Linked DNA regions of Homo sapiens: region 2 is linked to region 1. The links are chromatin loops, found by intact Hi-C in ENCODE. Cell type or tissue: endothelial cell of umbilical vein. All regions are shown on one strand.

What was found. Peaks named below come from ENCODE experiments on the same cell type or tissue, not always from the same donor. Only the 100,000 strongest peaks of a DNase experiment are listed, where the experiment ranks them.
Region 2: it touches region 1 in a loop (3-fold over the local background); 1 of 110 quality-filtered maps calls a loop at or near these places.

The regions. Positions count from the first base shown.
Region 1 is chr3:173,731,970-173,734,469 of GRCh38, forward strand. The region is part of intron 3 of NLGN1 (neuroligin 1); the gene reads left to right. The region is part of intron 1 of LOC105374225 (a long non-coding RNA gene); the gene reads right to left. Among named protein-coding and RNA genes, the nearest start is that of NLGN1-AS1, 190 kb to the right of the region's middle. In endothelial cell of umbilical vein, a CTCF peak has its summit at 1,251 (motif pointing right); a DNase peak (open chromatin) is centred at 1,252; H3K27ac peaks cover 383 bases.
Region 2 is chr3:174,090,009-174,092,508 of GRCh38, forward strand. The region is part of intron 4 of NLGN1 (neuroligin 1); the gene reads left to right. Among named protein-coding and RNA genes, the nearest start is that of NLGN1-AS1, 170 kb to the left of the region's middle. In endothelial cell of umbilical vein, a CTCF peak has its summit at 1,009; a DNase peak (open chromatin) is centred at 793.

The sequences.
Region 1 (2,500 bases):
TATATTTTTATTAAGAAAAGTACAAACTAAATTGTTGTTTACAATTATTTTCAAACATACCTCTAATATACCAGTGGTTAGGATAGTATTTTAAGGTAGTTAAGATAAAATATTATCTCTCATTTAAATTGCTTAAACCCCCTTCACTAGGACCTTAAATGCCCCAGTAGGACATCTTAGCATAACTAGATGTTTTCCATCTTTTAATTACTATGACTAATTTTTTACAGCTGAGTTACAAAACCTTGAAAATAATGAATATGGTGACACATTCTTAATTATAATGGTGCAAACAGCACCACTCTGATACAGTGTGAGGCTTACATTGAAAAGGAATTTCCCTGGAATTGAAGCTCCTCTGATTGCTTTCCACATCACGTTTTAAACAAACACTGTGATGCTTTAGCCATGACTTGGTTGCCTAGGATACACAGTTAATGTAGCCCTAAGATGCTGCTACTAGTTAGGCTTTGAGGCCGTGTCTGTAAGTGCTGCACATAGCTGCTTTTAATACATTAGAAACATTTATGTAACAGGGACACTTTGCGGCTGGGTTCGGGGTGGGTAGTTGCAGTTTCATTCATGAGATAACCAGCTGTATATTTCAGTAGTTACAGTGAAAATAGTTATTTTTATTTTAGTTTAGGTTAGTTTTTCTGTGAAAGAGGCAAAAAGTGACGGTTTTTTAAACAAATGCAAAATTGATTCAGTGACCTAATTCTAAGACACATTCTCAAAGAATTAAATTTTCATTGTTGAAGAACTGGAAAAGGTAACTAGCTAAATTACAGTGAGTCATTTCTACAAGCCTCTTCATTTGATAGTGACTTTTATTAGTAGATGTTTATTTAGTCTGTGTGGTAAAACATATCAGTTTATTTTTATTAAGATATTTGAAAGTTTCATGTATTATAAAATTATTATGATAATAAAAATAAACATTAGCAAGATAATGTTTGTAACAGTAGTTAATGAGAGTATTGGTGATGAACCACAGAAATATATACAAATATGGTATGTACAGATTATACCTTTTATATCAAAAATTATCTTTCAATTTTTATAACAGTACATTTTTAATGTTTTTGGTTTAAATACGAGATGGAAATATAAAGCTGGTTATACATTTTAGCAAAACAACTTAAATCTGGTTTTAAAAATCAGTAGTCTTCTTGCTTCATTCCTATGAAAACTTGAATTGTCTTCTTGGCTGATTGGAGTTGTTGAGTGAGTGGGAAGATCCAATTTGAACCAGCAGGTGGTGCTTGAGTTATAAATGCATTTAGAATAGATATTTTTTTGAAAATCTTGCAAAACTTTCAGGAATGGTTGTTCTTATTTTCTATTTTATAGGGGTAATTACATTTTAGAAGGAAAATCTCATTTAGAGCTTCTGAATTATCACTGGAATTGATAAGCTTAATGCCTTTTCATTCCTTCTCTCTTTCCCTTTCCCTTTTCTCTAATCATTGTTCCCTTTTCTGCAGTAGCTTTCAGCAGCTGTACTGTCAGGGAGGAAGGATACACTCTTTTCTCCACAACAGAGGGCCTGGGTGGTGAAAGTGGAAGATACTGTTCCAGGAGAGCTTCAGGCATATTGCCTGCAAGTGTACCACTTTTTCTCCTGGGTAAGATTCAAGGAGGTTCCTAACTTCACCTTGAAATCTTGGTGCATGTTTATGACACCACTTTTCAAGTTCACTCTTCTGTATATAAACCATTTTTGCTGTGTATTAGAATGCAGCTCTCTTAATAGTGACTAATTTATTCAGTCTTCAAAAATGCATATGGTCCCAAAGGTAATAAAATTATGGCCTTTGACATTTGTCACGGGGGAGGAACACTGTTTGTGTAAAAATTCCTGCAAAAAAGCATTGTCCATACCACCAAATTCAACAAGAAAATAAAAACATTGTTTGATGGATAGTGCATTTTCAGTTTAGATGTACTAAATCTAGTGAATGAGCATAAAACCTAAATGACTAGGTTTTATGTCATTTGACATATCAAATGACAAAAGATATAATATTACCGGTTATCTAGTGTTACTTCTTTCTGTGAGCACATCAAGTAGACTTTGCGGTTATATTTTAATTATTAAATACTAAAGCTAATGAAAGTCCTGGATGTCTGCTATTCCTGCAGAAATAATCAGAAAGCATCTTATAATTACATTTTTTCATTTTAGGAAATTCCTTTATTGGTTTTGTTAATAACATTTGGTTTTATAATATTGATGGCTTTAGAATTATGATCATGTTAAGGCCTTAGAGCCTAATTTATTTGGCTGATCACATTTCTGACATTTTAGTTCAAGATAATAAACACTGTATATTCCTAAAGTGACATGCATGTTGTGTTTTCAGTCTATTGAGAATTATATCAGATAATTAGATTCTGTGGATAATTCTATTTTTTTTTTTTTTTTTTTTTTTTTTTTTTTTAGAAACAGGGTTTCACCCTGTGGCCCAGGCTGAAGTGCAGTGGCTCAATCATAGCT
Region 2 (2,500 bases), 360 kb after region 1:
AAAGGCAGTTCTATAATGAAATTTATCTTAATGAAAAGCAAGCCTTTATTTATTGAACTGCCTTATTAAAAAATGTAATCACTTTTTCTGTATGTGAACCAGCAAAGTGTTCTGTTTACCTAATGTAAATTATTTTGTGTTAGAATTTTAAATAGAAAAAAGAAAGAAAAAGAGACTAAGGTCCGGGCGAGGTGGCTCACACCTGTAATCCTTGCACTTTGGAAAGCTGAGGCGGGCAGATCACTTGAGGTCAAGAGTTCAAAACCAGCCTGGCCAACATGATGAAATCTCGTCTCTATTAAAAATACAAAAAAAATAGCCTGGCGTGGTGGCAGGTGCCTGTAATCCCACATACTTGGGGTGCTGAGGCAGGAGAGTCGCTTGAACCTGGGAGGTGGAGTTTGCAGTGAGCTGAGATCGCACCACTGCACTCTAGCCTGGGGGACAGAGCGAGACTCTGTCTCAAAAAAAGAAAAAAGAAAAAGAGACTAAGACAGTAATTGTTTATTGCTCCAGAAAGTCCCACCCGCAAAGATATTTCAAGGGAGAAAGAATGCTTGGACAAGTTCATACACTGAGAAGGTTGGTCATTTGAGAACCAAATTGAAAGGAATTGTCTAACCAAACCAGTAAAACTCAGGTTGAATATAGAGACACATAAAGATCAAAACCCCAAGAGAAATGGCAATATTTGTACGTGACGGAAGGTGAAATTTAAGAAAACAATGATTTTTTTTTTTTTCAGAATGTTATGGCAATCTTCCAGAAAGCCACAGATGATTCAGCCCCTTGCTACTCGAAGTGTGGTTCTCAGACCAGCAGTATAAACATCATCAGGGAGATTCTTAGAAATGCTGGCGTCAGGCTTCATTCTGGCACATCCAGGGGATTCTTATTCCTTCTAAACTAAGAGTAGTAATTTTTGCCTTCAAAGATACTTGCCATCCCCACTGGATTTTAACAATTGTAAATAACATTGTGACATTGATGCATTGCTAGACCATCAGTTCTTGCAGCTGAAGAAGTACAGTGCTGCAGCCAGGAGGCAGGATTTCTCTTTTTCAGACAGCTCTGACCTTCCCAGGGCAGTGATTGATTTTAGATGACCAGGTGCCTGAAGAAAATTAACCTGGAGTTGTAAAATCAAGATGAAATTTGAGTTAATCTCTAATCAGTCTGACGAATGATTCAAGGGCTTCAACATTGGTCATCTCCAGTGAAACCTTTTAAAACAGCTATTTGTGTTTATAGCTTTCTCTTATAACCATCAGGCGGTTTCTATATTTATTCAAAAATTATAGAATGCATTCTACTCTGAGTTTTTAAAAATTTCTCTAAGTGATTTATGCTGACTTAACACCTGTTGAAAACAAATGCCTTTCAGTTACTTAAAAGAAAAACTCAAATTAATAATAGGCTTGCCTTCAAACTTTGCCTGTGGCACAAATATTTTCTTTAACTAATGTACTATAGTATTTAGTCAGGGACCATGCTGCTTCCAAAATAGATCCAGAACTATTGTTTGTTCATTCACAACAAATTAACGAAGAGGTCATGCTGCAGCTACCATGATTTTTAATCCAAAAATACTGTTTTTAAACATAGGTTGATGAATCATTTATTTTCCTTCTCAGGAACCAAATACATATTTTTGTTACAGTGACTGGTTTTATAAAAGTAATATATAAAGTTTAGGGTATTTTATTTTTGCATTTAAGATACTGTAAAACTTAAATCCTACCTAGTTACAAGTTAAATAAATGGTTATGTTTAAAAGATAATTTCTAATTCATTAATTACTAATTAGTGGCTCCGCTGCCTCTTCCTGCCATGTAGGCTTTGATTATTTTACTACTGTTATAAGCCTCCCCAAACATGGCCAAGTCCCAAAGGGAAGAGCAATCAATCAAATCTATTTTAAGAGTACTGTACTAAGGAAGTTTTGGAGTAAATGAATTTTAAAAATAAATCTCTGACCCTCTCCCAGCTTATAATCTTTCAACATATAAAGATAAATATGTCCAAATTACTATTACAAATAAAAGTGCATAGAATATAAATATGTATGAAGAGATAAATAAAAGGAATATGTTTGTGCAAAGCATTCCTCTTAGCCCATGAATATGTGCTATAAAATGGAGTTGCACTGAGAAGGCACCAGAAACAGATGACTCTTCAGAGCTTGTAAGACGGTACTGAACTGGTGAATGGAAGGAGGAAATTATGAGCTGGGGAGAGACACATAAGCTAAACCAGGGGAAAGAAGACATGTAGAGGAAAATATCCAAGTATGATAGAAAATAAAGAATAATTTCACCAAAAATGGGGAACAGGTACTGTAGGTATAGGCATAAGATTGGGAGTCATTTTAACAATGTCAGGGAAAATTTTGTGGAAGATGAAATGAGGATTTTGGCAAAAAAGTTTTCATTTCTTCATATATGCTCTAAGAGCTATGTTTGCTTCCTGTTAAAAACACTTGTCACAACAATTTGCCATT